Regions from separate parts of the Homo sapiens genome. Here regions 1 and 2 are each linked to region 3. A link is a contact called in ENCODE Hi-C data. All regions are on one chromosome and are shown on one strand. The core of a region is the stretch at or near the end of the contact, and the rest is flanking DNA. Distances in the headings are between cores, read along the strand shown.

Region 1 (4,500 bases), core at 651-3,150, 1.6 Mb after region 3:
TGCAACTGGGAATTTTCGTAACCATTTTTTCTCCAATCAAATTTTGTAAATTTGGTCAAGTAGATTTATTCTGTTTTACTCAGTGACAAATTTTATCCAGTGTAGTTTCCATCACTGACAGTTTCATTTAGTGATATTTAGAATGAATTGAATACACCCTGAGAACTTGCATCTATTTGTATTTCTCATGGGTTAACCCATGAGAAAACTGTGAATGGTTTTATGATATAGAGAGAAGCAGAGATGGGAGAGACATGGGCGGGAAGGGGAAGGGAGGAAAGGAGAAGGGAGGGGAAGTCGAGTGAGACCCAGAGGTAGGGAGGGGAAGCCACCCTCTGTCCCGTCTTTAATCACCAAGGATTTAACCACCAGCATCAGGGGGTCTCTGCTTGGACACTTAGTAGAGTTGCATCTCTGGGTTCCCATGAGGCTGAAAGGGTAGAGAATCTTGTTCAGGCAGGGAGTTGTGAGCCAAGCCCACCTGCCCCTTGGGCCAGAGCCTGCAGTTGCTGATGGGACCCGCCAGAGCTCTCTGGTCTCTGACCCAGCACCCAGCAATGTCCCACAACTGGCGGCCCCATTAGTCTGGGCCTCCAAGCAAGCACAGCACAGAGCAGAGTGAGGCACATGGAATGTTTATAGGAAATAAACCACGACTGGTTTAACATGAGCCACTGGAATATGGGGGCTATTTATTAAGGCAGCATAACCTACCTATTTCAACTGACATCGAGAGCTGTGTAGTTTTGCACAAGTCTTTAACCTCTCTGATTACCAGTTTTCTCATGTAGAAAACAGAGAAAACAGTACTTAACTTGCTTGTTGTGAGAATTTATTAAATTTAGGCTGGGCGTGGTGGCTCACACCGTAATCCCAGCACTTTGGGAGGCCAAGGGGGGTGGATCACTTGAGGTCAGGAGTTAGAGACCAGCCTGGGCAACATGGCGAAACCCCATCTCTACAAAAAATACAAAAAAAAAAAAAATAGCCATGGGGCATGGGGGCACGTGCTTATAATCTCAGTTACTCAGGAGGCTGAGGCAAGAAAATCGCTTGAACCCAGGAGGTGGAGGCTGAGTGAGCCGAGATCGCGCCACTGCACTCCAGCCTGGGCAACAGAGTGAGACTCCGACTCAAAAACAAAAACAAAAACAAAAACAAAAAAGAGAGAGAGATAATTTATTGAATTTAAAGTGCCCAGTGTCTAGTAGACCGTAAATAAGAGCTTTTTAAATTAATAGTACAGCTTAGTATGAATTTTAATCCGGCTTAATTCAGAAATCAGCTGTCTTGTTTTCTTTTCTTTAATGTCTTAGGATTCCGCCTACTCTAAGGCAGGAAGGCACACGTGTATGCCCCTCACCTCCAGGGTGTTTAAAGACCCAGCTCTCCCCTGCCTGTAGTAATGGGGAACACATTTTTGGATGCCATAGAGTTGCGCTCGGGTTTTCTGGGCCATCAAGACCTATTGTGAAAGCAATAGGAGACCAGCGTTCTTGGTGGGAGGTTCTGGGGAAAGGACAGGGAGAGGGAATGGAGACAGATGTTGAGCTACTGGATGAGGCCTGTACAGGATGAGCCTGGGCCTCAGAGCAAGCACAACACAAAGCAGAGTGATGGACTGAGACGCTTGTGGGGAGTAAACCAGGGCTGGCGTACTGTGATTCTGACCCCTGGAAAGTTGCCTGCGAAGGGCACCGCATTGCCAGAAGAGCCAAGTGAGCCGATCAAGGGAAAGGCCTCTGCCAGGAGCCTTCCCCCGAGAGACCGCTTTTCCTCCCACCGCAGGGTCGGCTTGCATGACAGGCCTGCGCTCCGCTGGCTCCAGCGCCTCCGAAGTCACCTGCCCTGCAGTGGGGGCGCGCACCCAGACCCTCCCCTGGGATCCCATCCTCCCCTCCATCCCCCTTCCCTCCTGGCCCAGGGCCCCCGGGAGTGACGGCGAGAGGGGGAAAAGCTCTGGGAAAGGAGGGCCGGGCCAGCCCAGGGGAACACAGGGCCGTCTTCACCCTCCACGCCCTTCCTTCCTTCTCCACCTCCTTCTTCCAGATTCCTCTCCAGGCACTGATAGAATAGACCGAAAGAACGACGGGTTTGACTTGTTTAGCAAATGCTTTTGATACCCCTGAAACACAGAGAAACGTGTGCCTTGGCAGTAAGGGATTATTGCACGTTTTAACTTAGCAGGACTGAATCAGGCAGAAAGAAACCTAATCACCGGTCTCCAAAATCGGCCCAAACCTCTGGCGGCCGCGTCACTCGGCTCCACCAGTCTGTGCCGCCTGCAAGCGCCCCTAGCGGCCTCGCAGCCATCGCGCCTCAGCAGCGCCGTGGCGTCCTGTTCGGCAGTGTCCATTAGAGGGCGCCAGCGCGCCTCAGAAGAGGGACCGTGACGCTAGCCCTCGCGGGTGCAGCCCGGAATTGCAAGAAGGCTGCGGAAGGCTGTGCCAGCAACTTGCACGACAGCACCTTGCTTCTAGAGCATGAGTTTACCTGAACATGCAGCTCAGGGATTGTTTTCAGATTGAAACCATCGCACATTCCCTGTGGCAGGCAGCCCCTCTCCGAGGATAACAATCATGACGGTAATCATGGTCATGATCGTCTTTGCAATGGCCCCTTGCCCTGAGGGTCTTCTGGCCCAGGACCCTCCGGTCCTGGCTGCTCAGGACAGGTGATTACCTTTTGAGGGCCTGAGCTAGTATTCTCCCTCAGGTATTTGCAAAACTTTAATTCCAGTGTCTTGTAATTGTCTAGCTTTTGAAGATTCTCAGAACCATCTCATTAAGATCTCACAGAAATTGAGCTCTCCAACTCCAATCCCACAGCTTTTTGCCTCCCGAAATTTGCTGTGTGTGTGTGTGTGTGTGTGTGTGTGTGTGTGTGTGTGTCAGAGAGAGAGAGAGCACGCACCTCCCAAGTTCTTTGCTTACTGGCTCGCTGATACCTCGCAGACCAATATTCACACTGCCTTTCTTTGACACTTTCCTTACTAAACTGTACCAGCCACACAACATTTACACGCGGATGGGTATGGACAGCACCAGATCTCTTCCGGACAGCACCAGATCCCTTCCCCACAGCACCAGATCCCTTCCCCACAGCACCAGATCCCTTCCCCACAGCACTGGGGTCCCAGCAGATGTAGGACTAGGCTTGATGGCAAGCACTTCAGACCAGCGTCTGGAGATGTATGTTCTGGGCCTGGGCCTGCCACCACCTATGAAACCCTAGGCAGGGCACTAGCCCTGGGTGCCTCCCCTGAGGAGGCGACTGACCATATCTCTGAGGTTTCGTGAAGCTCTAATGCTTCTGGACTGTGATTGTACAGAAAGCAGAAGGGCCATTGCCAAGAAGAAGGCATCATGTGCTGTGTTGGGTGTGAGCATTGCCGTGGACGGGCAACCCCTGGGCACTGAGCTTCCACCCAAACCAGCCCTGAGCTCCATCCCACTCCTCTCCCCATCATGACCTGCAGACCCCATCTCAGGAGCTGCATTCTCCAAGCCCCAAACTGAGAGGTGTGGTCTGATGATTTCTTAAGGGAATGTCATCTTTGAATGACCTGCCTTAGGAACCCCAAAGCAGCGTCTGCAGGCAGCCACTCAGCCTCAGGCCCTGAATACGTTCCCGATTCTGCCCTGCTCTGCCAGTTCTATTAATATTACATTAGCCTCCTCTCTCCACAGGGCCTCATACCGTGGGGGAGCTCCCAGCTTCCTTTGTTTGACTTCTCCCCAGATGCCACACCTGATGACTTGGAAATATAATAAATGAATCCATTGTAATTATCAAATAATTACAAAATGGTGTTTTTACTAAAGAACTAGAGAAGACCCTATGGAATTTCTGGGAAGCTCTACCTAATAATAGACTCCCCACTAAAGGAAAGAGTACGTATTTCAAGATCCAATATTATTTGTATTTTACTGGTATATGTGGTGTGGTTCAAAGACTTTAGTCAGTTGGCTTTCAAATTTGCTCATTTATTATTTTTTTCTGACAACCATAACCACTCTAATGTGTTGCATTCACATAACATCTTTCATCTGCCATCTCAAATGTTTTTCCTCTCAGCTTCCTGAGTGCTCTTTGTCAAAACTGCTTTGGTTCTCTTTGTCCTTCAGGGATGGTTCCCCTGTGCCTACACCTGAGACGTGTCTCTCCTGAAAACTCAGGATGAAGGCGGACTTGAAGGAGGAGGCTCAGAGCCTGAAGGGCTGGGGGCTGGGCAGAGGCAGACACATGGCAAGGTGGGAGGATGGGTTGAGCAGACACGAGGCCTGTTGGCCAGTCTTCAGCAGGCTCCCAGGCTCCTGAGGGAAACGTTCGGGTGTCCTCAGGCCATGCCTAACTGCCCTGAGTGGGAGGCCCATCTTGTGGGCTGGGCACCGAGTGTCCCCACCAGGCTGAACAAAGACAGCCTGAGCACAGGAATCCTGGCCAAACAGGGATCTTCGTGGCCACCATTCCACAGGTGTTGCCAACTGTAGGAACAGT
Region 2 (4,692 bases), core at 1,901-4,400, 1.9 Mb after region 3:
CCCTTAACTAACTCACATGCTCAGTAAGTGATAAATCTGGAATTTTAGCTCATCTCTCTCCAAAGACTAAGCCAGTGTTCATGGAGCGGCAAGGGCAATCCCTGCTCATGGAGTAGTCTCATCTTAGCTTTGAGAGGCCTTCCTCAACCACCCAACCTGGAGTCGCCCAGTCACTTTATCACTATCATTCTCTGTGCAGCATTTATCAACAATTTTTCTGATCTATTTATTGTCTGTCTCAACACTCTAGATTTTAAGGTTCATGAGTATGGACCCTGCCGATACTGTTCTCCAATACCCAGAATGGAACAGACCTTCGTAAATAGTTGTTAAATGAATTAATGAAAGAGTAATTTCAGAGGCAGTTTGAAGAACAGTTAAGGTCTTAGTCAATTAGCCTCTCTAAGCTGCAGTTTTCCCAGCTAAAAAATGGGGATAGCAAACATAGTTATATAGTTTATAGAGCTGTTATGTGCACCAAGTAAGACAGTGAACCCAGTAAATATTACCAACTATTACTAAGAAAGGATGCCAGGTGTGGTGGCTCACACCTGTAATCTCAGCACTTTGGGAGGCCGAGGCAGGTGATTCACTTGAGGTCAGGAGTTCGAGACCAGCCTGGCCACAATGGTGAAACCACGTTTCTACTAAAAATACAAAAATTAGTTGGGCATGGTAGTGCGTGCCTGTAATCCCAACTACTTGGGAGGCTGAGGCAGAAGAATGGCTTGAACCCAGGAGGCAGAGGTTGCAGTGAGCCGAGGAGTTGCACTCCAGCCTGGGCACCAGAGCAAGACTCTGTCTCAAAAAAAGAAAGGATTAAATAATCAGTAAACTAATTACAGGAGAATCACTTGAACCTGGGAGTTTACTAATTAAATCATCAGTAAACTAATTACAAAGGTATTTAAGAGAGAAGGAAAAAAACTGGCAAAAGTATTTTAAAAAGTCTGTGATTGAATGCAGTTATCTGAAACCTTCAGAAATCAGTCCAATAAGGAAGCATTACTGTACTTAGTTCTTAATGTGGTTAACATCTACACCTAGGTACAAATATTTAGAAAAAGCATAGGAAAACACGTTCATAGGAACATACGTCTTCTACTTAAAACTCAGCCAAGGCTGGGCATGGTGGCTTACACCTGTATCCCAACACTTTGGGAGGCTGAGGTGGGTGGATCACTTGAGGCCAGGAGTTCAAGACCAGCCTGGCCAACATGGTAAAATCCCGTCTCTACTGAAAATACAAAAATTACCCAGGCATGGTGGCAGGCACCTGCAATCCCAGCTACTCGGGAGGCTGAGGCAGGAGAATCACTTGAGCCCGGAAGGTGGAGGTTGCAGTGAGCAGAGATGGCACCACTGCACTCCAGCCTGGGTGACGTAATGAGACTCCGTCTCAAACAAAAACAACAACAAACTTAACTAACAATTTTTTCATGTTACTTTAATGTAAATAATATCTTTTTTTTTTTTTTTCCCTTTGAGACAGGGTCTCACTCTATTGCCAGGCTGGAGTGCAATGGCATTATCATGGCTCACTGTAGCAGTCTTGAACTCCCAGGCTCAAGTGATCCTCCCACCTTGGCCTCCTGAGTAGCTGGGGCTACAGGTGCATGCCATCATGCCTGGCTAACTTTTTAATTTTTCTTTTGTAGAGAAAGGGTCTCACTATGTTGCCCAGGCTGGTCTCAAGTGATCCTCACACCTCAGCCTCCTAAAGTGCTGGGATTACAGGTGTGAGCCACCACACCCAGCTAAATACTGCCTTTTAATAATACAATCCTTTCATAAATAAACGATTAGGTATAATGGGAAAAAATCCTCCAAGCTGTACATACTGAAATACTTGAATCCAATAATTTAGAAATGATATCTTACATTTCATTTAGCTAACTAGACCCTAACTAGAATCCTGGGTGTACTTCAAGGTTATACATTTAAAATAGTATCATACTCAATGTGTGGAGTAGAACAGCATCTGACTCCTTAGGCAATCATGGACACTCCCTTCTCTAATCCTCTTGTCCTTATACATACCCTCCGCTATAGGTCCTTTACATATTATTACACATTTATACATACTATTGTAAACTTTTTGTTTTATATATCTAGCTCCTCACTGTATTGTATTTTTCTGTATTCAGAAACCCTATCTTTTTTGGAGAGGATGTTTGTCTTAAATAAAGAAAAGAAAAATTAAAAGAAAACAAAATATATTAAAAAAGAAACCCCATATATCTCTATGATCTCAGAATCTAGAATGGCACCTAGCACTTGTAAAGTATTCATATCAGTGAAAATTATTGCCTACATTAATCAGAAATGTGTTAATAAAAACATCGGATAGATTACAGAAAAAAGGAGAAGGCTGAGAAAAAAGTAGTATACACTTGGATATGGTTTGTCCTTTCAGTCGTATCACATACATTTGGTAAATAACTAGACTTTAATATGCCACTCTCCAGTGGTTCTAAAGAGCTTAGGTAATTAGGCTTATACATATTAAAAAACCCTAGATCACTTGCTGTAGAGTGAATCTTGGCAGGAGAGGGTCCCTTTGAGAATTTACGCATGGATCCTATCTCAAAGAATGGTAGCCACAAATTTTTGCATTAAGTGAGTTGTGGAGCCCCAGAAAGTCTTCCTATGGATCTTAGAATAAGAACCTCGGAGAAGACTTATCTATCTAGTTGTTTTCAATAGACTGACACCTATACAGTAGGTAAGTAGTAGCTATGCAGGCAATGGTTAAAACTGGAATTTAAAGCTCTCAATCCAAAATAAAGGTTCACAGGAATTCTCGTTCACACCTAGGCTCAAGACATACTTACTTCAAAGGCAGAATAATCCGGGGCTGTCAGGTAGCTCAGGTAGTTCTTAGTAGGTCGGTATCTGCGAGTTTCCTCCTCCACCAGCGCTGCAGCCTAAGAAAGAGAATAGGGACCAGGGTAGAAGTGGCAAATTGTAACATGTTTCTTTCAGTACCGAGCCAGCTAGCAGTGAGTCAGCTACAAAGACACCCCGCACTCACCGCTTCCCGCACACCAGGGGCTTCATAACCTTGATCAAAATACGGCAGCGCATCCACCACAACCTCTCCAGCCACCAAACCTGTGCCCGCCATTCTGAGGACCTCAGGTTTGCCTGCGTTTTCTGCGTCTGCGTAAACTCAGTTATATTTAATTACGCCGGCGCCTGACACTGATGTAATCACGTTCCCTCCGTATTGACGTTAGTGCATGCTCAGTTGCTAATTTTGAAGGCGGGTCCGCCCGGTATCTAGAAATTGCCGGGCTGGTTTGTTTTGGGCGGACGTGACGTAACGTCTTGGCTTGTCTGCGTCAGCGAAAGGCCTCAATTTCCTGTCCTCTGCTTACTGCCCCTTTTTTTGCCTGCGAATGGCGGCGATTTGAAGTTGGGGCTTTTCGTTTCCTCCAAAACATTGATATCTGGAAAGGGAGCCCCTTAACACTTTTGGAGGGAACTGGCTGCAGCATTTGGCGGGGAGAGATAAACTGGTTTCCCACCTCTGCTTACTCCCACCTTCTCCCCTTAATCTTCTCTTCCTCTGTGCGAGACTTTTTTCCTTTTTTATTGTAGACACAGGGTCTTTGTTCTGCTGCCCAGGTTGGAGTGCAGTGGCGTGATCATAGCTCACTGCAGCCTCAACCCCCCGGGCCCAAGCGATCCTTCCACCTCAGCCTCCCGAGTAGCTGGGCCTAGAGGTGCACACCACCATGCCTGGCTAATTTTTAATTTTTTTTGTAGAGATGGAGCCTTTCTATGTTGCCAAGCCTAGCCTCGAACTCCTGGCCTCCCAAAATGTGGGGAATACAGGCGTGAGCCACTGCACCCCGGGTCATTCCTCTTTTACTTCCTTGCTGTACCCCAACTATCCTTCCCCCTCGGTGCCCTTAAAACCTTTGCATTGGGTAAGTACATTTTTTAAAGAGACTCTAGAATTGGGCGCCAGTCTCCAATTAAAATTGTGAAGCTTTATGGTCTGCGTATCAAAAGGAACCTCAGTTCCTTAAAAATCCTGTCATTTTGCCTTTAGGACTTAACGGTAATAGAATGGCATTCCTCACTGCCTCCGAACCACTCAAGCTGCTGCCCATGCACTCTCTTCTGCATGGCTCCTGGACTAAGCAGCCTCCCTTTGATTAAGCAGGTAAAAACCAAATAAAGTTGTCAGACTATATGCCCTGCCCAGTGTGCAGTCTAGACCCAGCCTTTGTCTGCCAAGAGCCTGGAAATGTTGACCTCCGTTATTAAGCCTGGTCAGTCTAAGACTAATTCTTATTACCGAAGTACCATTAGGTAAATGTGCTAGCTATAGATTTAAGTGACATAAAAGATCTTAAAGAATTCTCCAAGGGATCTGTGGGGGGTTTATGTATTTATTCATTAAAAGATCTGTAAACAACATTTTATACAAATCTTGATTCTTTTACAAAAATATCCAGAATTCCTAACACTTTACAGAAAACACAACAGACCTAAGGAAATGAAGCAGCTTCAGGCTGCGAGGATGAAGACACCATTGCTGAAGCAAAGGTCTCCTCCTAGAGGGATAGCCAGGATCCATCACAGTAAACCCTTTTACCCCCATTTTATAAACATCCAATTATTAACTGTTCCTGCTGGGTTGGAGTGTAAGAAGAGACCAAATGGAGAGATGTCTAGTAG
Region 3 (4,389 bases), core at 541-3,040:
AAGGCCAGCAGGAGCTTCTGGCCAACCGCTATGTCCCCTGCCTGCCTCACTTCCCCCATCCCTGGCAAAAAAAAAAGAAAAAAGAAAAAGGCATTCCTAGTGGTGCTTCTGGGGGAGGGGCTAGTTGGTAGCAGAAGTTTTACTTCCCTGCTAGCTAGACCCTACATCCCACCCTCAACCACTATCAACTCTCCCAGTGCCTTGTCCCCAGCACCTCATCCTCATGGGCACACCCACCCTTATCCTAAAACCATCCAGCGAAAGTTTCTGCTGCCTTAACAATGAGGAAGCTCTCCAGCCCAGATCGGGAAAGAGGAACTGAAATAGAGTAGAAGTGAAAGCCCACCTGGACTGGGCAGGAGCCACATACCCATAAACTCCTCCCACACAGGAGGCTAAGGGAGGTGGTGGTGGGTCCATGGGCCACCAGCCACCTTCCTCAGCGAACTGAGCGCCCCCATCTCCCTCGGTGCTCTGCGTTCCCGGCAGATGCATTTAAAATACACACAGCCCGGGGGCCAGCCGGCCGCTCCGGGCAGGGGGTCCGCTTCTTTGCCAGGCCAGCACGAGTTGGCAGGCTGAAGGGCATCTAAATGGGACCCTCCTCTACCCCGGGCGTCCCCCTCCCCGCTCCTGGGGAAGCTGGCGGCCTCCTGGTGTCGCGGGCTATTTCTGGGTGTGGAGGGGGAGGGGAACTACGGTAAGAGGGACAGGGAACTGGGGCGCTGGAGCCGGGAAGCGGGTGAGCGAGTCTTCCCAACCGCTATGTCCCCTATTAAAAAGAACCCCGCTCCTTCGTGAAACCCCTTTTCCCTTAGCCTTTAAGCTGCCGGGCCGCGACGGGGAACTGGCCAACTCATCCTTCGCCGGGCTCTCCGCCCTCCGGGCTCTGGGGCAGAACAGGGTCCTGAGGCGGCGTGGGCGAGGGCAGTCAATGAGCGGGAAGGACGTGAAGAAGGTGACACAGGCTGCCCCCCACTGGAAAATGGGTTGGGAGGGGGTGCGGCCCGAAGACCAGAGGATAGCAAAGGTCCACGGAAAAGGGAGCTCCTGGCCCGGACGCGGCGTGGGGAACGCGTCCTAGCGCCGGGGATGCGGAGCTGGGGAGAGGGGTGGGAGCCCCATCCTGGTTTGGGTGCCCCAGGGGGCGCTCACTCGGCGTAGCCTGTGCTCCAGGGCAGGCGGCGGCCCGTGTCCGGGGGGCTTTGCACAGCCCGGCCCGCGTGGTCATCGGCGCGTCGCAGCCCCCCGGGGCTCAGCTGCAGAAAGGTCGGTCTGGAGAAGCTCGCTCGAGCCTCAACAGCCTTCGCGGGCGTCGCGCTCCCGCTCCCAGCCTTCGCGGGAGGGCTCCTGGGCGCTTCTGGAGCGGCGGCGGGCGGCGCCGAGGCGGCGTTGGGCAGGTCCGGGGATTTGGGGCGCGGAGGCGGAGCGCCCCCGGAGCTCACCAGGTGCGCCACGGCCGAGCGCACCCGGTTTAGCATGCTGCCTCCCTGCCCCGCCCTCGGCCGCGGCCCCGCCCCCGCCCAGGCCCCGCCCCCATGGCTCCGCGTGGGCGGTGCTCGCGCCAGCCGGCCCTTCCCTGCTACTGGCTCCCGGCCAGCTGGGCGGGTCCCGGGCGAAACTTGCCCTTGCTCTGGGCCACCCCAGGAACCGGCCCACGGGTCCCCGGCCTCTGCCCCGCCCCATTCCGGCTTGGCCCCGCCTCCGTTTCTTAGGGGTAGGTTCTGTTGCTGTGGGAAGGGGGCGGAGAGAAGGAAACCTTATTTCAGCCGTGCGCTAGATTAGACACAGCTAGAATGTCTCCATTGTGACGGGGGCTGAGGGACAAGGGGGTGCGGTCTCCTCGCTCTCGGTTCGGTGTGGCCAGCCAGCCCAGAGAGCCATGGAGCTAATGACCTCAGAGCAAAACAGGCGCTTGGGAGCCGCTGGGTATGAGGCGCCAGGTGTGACACCACCTCTGGATGGGGCTGCTGGAGCGAGAGCGGGCAAGCTGGTACCGGGTGGGGTTGCGGGATTAATGACGCAGGCTGCAGCCGACCACCCCGGAATCAGGAGCCGGGGTAGATTCCTGGGCTCCTGATGCGCTGTTCCCCGTGAAGACCACCTCTAGATCTGGGAGAGCGGTTGCTACTCCCACCCTCCTTTCTCTCTCAGAACCCAGGTCTTTCCCACAATGCAGACCTTCCCTGACCACAGCAGGACAAGCTATTAATAGGATAATAACAACATAACAAATACTATTTATTGAAGAAGTACTGCATACTAGACCCTTTACAAAGCACGTTCCATACAGTATTAGGTTATTTATACTGCACACCAATCCTTCAAGATGGTTTTTTTTCTGTCAGTTTCACGGATGAGGCAGGACGGGACGCTTCCTGTCATTTTACCGTGACTTGCCCCAGGAGGTCACACGGTCAAGTGAAAGATTCACACCTATGTCGGCCTCCTGACATTCAAACCTGCTCTGTCTTAAGAACCAAGCTTACTTCTCCGGATCAGGGAGGAAGGGCTAGAAAGGAGATCAATGGCAGAGAGAGGAGTGGGGGTTCCTCCCCTCCCATCCTTCTCTTAGGGCCAGGGCTGAGAGCAGTCCGGGAATGCTGAGCAAGTTCTGTGTCTACCGCCAGGGGGAGACAGAGGCCAGGCTAAGCCCTTGCCTAAGAAGAGTAAAAGCACACTCACTGGAAGACCAGGACAGAGCCCAATGCCTGGTTGGCTGCCCGTTCTTCCTAACTTCTCCCCTCTGGGAGAGGGTGGTACTGACCTGATGCCACAAGAGCTCTGTCTCTAAACCTCCTATCAGAAAGTTGATCGCTAGGTATCCACAGACACCACCCATCCACACATCTCAAATGGGGACAACGCCGTTGTGGCCCTCAAGCAAGTTGGAAGTAGCCATCAGGGACTACGGCACCCAGTTCACGGCTGGAACTTTTCTGGGCTCTGTCGGCCAGGTGCTTCCTGACCACATACCACTTTGTTCCCCAGGCTAAACTGTGTCCCCAGAAGGGATGACTTTCTTGGCAGCTTCCAAATAAAGATCCCACAGTGGTCCTTCAGGTTGGTAGACTTACTATGCCTGCTTTGTTACACCTGAGCTTTAGGCAGAGAGAGACAGAGGAAAAGAAGTCACAGGAGAGAAAAAAAACAGACCCCAAGGCAAATAGAGCAGCAAAAGAAGACGGGGACAAAGAACAGGCTGCTTCTATAGGTTTTCCCCTGCTATTTGAGAAAAACTGGAACCAACTCTCAGATAAATAACAGCAGCAGCAAGCCAGCAACTGAAGAAACAAATATAACTCCTGGTTGTTTTTATTATTCAGTGTTTCTGGGACAGTTTACTTACCACTTCTTCGTGTCACCCAGCTCCCTATTCCCTGCCCTTTCTAGCACCCACCATGGTGTGGCTGCAAGCTGTCCGCAAAGCTAAGCCAAGAGACCCCCCCAGCCCCAGCACCAGATGATCAGCAGGGAGAATAACAGCTCCCTGGGGCTCCAGAACAGCCCCCAGCCATGGCCTAATCCTAAGGCTCCTCCTCCCTGAACCTCTCACCTCCTATTCCTGGCACCATTATGCCTCCTCCATCCTCAGACTGCCCCAGAACCTGGTGAGGTCATCACCTCTACTCATCCCTGAGGCAGCGGAAAGTGAGAGAGAAAAGGGGATGGGGTATGAAGAAGCAGACTTGTGGGATGTTTTTCTCTGTGAAGAGTGAGACTCTGCTTAGTGGCTGGCCCTGCTGGGGGAGTGTGAAGCTTGAACCAAGGAGGGGGACTGGACAGCCTCAAGACAGGCCCCTTTATCTCAGGCCACAGTGGTGGCTCAGGGCCCAGAACTGGTCATCTTCTGCCTTGTCTCTCCCCTTCACATCACCCTAAACCCAAAGGCCTCTTAAACTAAGAGGAAAGTCCCTTCAAATTCACAGAACACCACTTCCTCTCATTTGTCTAATACATTCGCATCCAAAACAGATCTCTGTAAAGAATTATTCAGTTGCAATTAATTACATTACAATTTTTCTGATAAAGAAACTGGGTCTCAGGCCAGGAGTGGTGGCTCACACCTGTAATCCCAGCACTTTGAGAGGCCATGGTGGATGGATCAGTTGAGTCCAGGAGTTCAAGACCAGCCTGGGCAACATAGCAAAACCCTGTCTCTACAAAAAATACAGAAAATTAACCCTGGCTTGGTAGTGCACTACAGACTACCCCTATAGTCCCAGCTACTCAGGTGGCTGACATGGGAGGATCATTTGATCCCAGGAGGTGGAGATTACAATGAACCAAGATCTGGGTGACAGAGTGATGAGATCCTGTCCCCAAAAAATAAATAAATAAAAAAGAAAAGAAAAAGAATGAAAGAAAGAGAAGGAAGGAAGGAAGAAA

Evidence for each region. Hi-C counts contacts between places; a loop is a spot of excess contacts on that map. Pooled maps may share reads with other maps.
Region 1: a loop to region 3 is called in a map of B cell, with 7 times the contacts of the local background. The contact joins the enhancer-like site here to the promoter of PPM1J-DT in region 3. A Hi-C loop is called at or near these places in 2 of 168 maps with a recorded cell type or tissue (B cell and naive thymus-derived CD4-positive, alpha-beta T cell) and 7 of 50 pooled maps.
Region 2: a loop to region 3 is called in a pooled map, with 6 times the contacts of the local background. The contact joins the promoter of BCAS2 here to the promoter of PPM1J-DT in region 3. A Hi-C loop is called at or near these places in 9 of 50 pooled maps.

The regions. Positions count from the first base shown.
Region 1 is chr1:114,344,356-114,348,855 of GRCh38, forward strand. No RefSeq gene overlaps it. Among named protein-coding and RNA genes, the nearest start is that of TRIM33, 160 kb to the right of the region's middle. RefSeq lists enhancers at 1,291-1,791, 4,356-4,500. Within about 2 kb of position 1,901, at least 21 of the 41 ENCODE cell types and tissues checked have a DNase peak (open chromatin) inside an H3K27ac peak, as active enhancers do.
Region 2 is chr1:114,578,465-114,583,156 of GRCh38, forward strand. BCAS2 (BCAS2 pre-mRNA processing factor) reads right to left here and starts at 3,151. Exons shown (of 7, transcript NM_005872.3): 1 at 3,035-3,151; 2 at 2,835-2,927. The coding sequence starts at 3,127. DENND2C (DENN domain containing 2C) reads right to left here. Exons shown (of 21, transcript NM_001256404.2): 21 at 4,386-4,692. It overlaps LOC105378914 (a long non-coding RNA gene), which reads left to right and starts at 3,379. Exons shown (of 3, transcript XR_947719.4): 1 at 3,379-3,935; 2 at 4,061-4,174.
Region 3 is chr1:112,713,821-112,718,209 of GRCh38, forward strand. It overlaps PPM1J-DT (PPM1J divergent transcript), which reads left to right and starts at 1,791. Exons shown (of 2, transcript XR_947714.4): 1 at 1,791-1,943; 2 at 2,631-3,976. PPM1J (protein phosphatase, Mg2+/Mn2+ dependent 1J) reads right to left here and starts at 1,512. Exons shown (of 10, transcript NM_005167.7): 1 at 1,156-1,512. The coding sequence starts at 1,481. RefSeq lists enhancers at 543-602, 1,567-1,861 and a silencer at 1,063-1,852.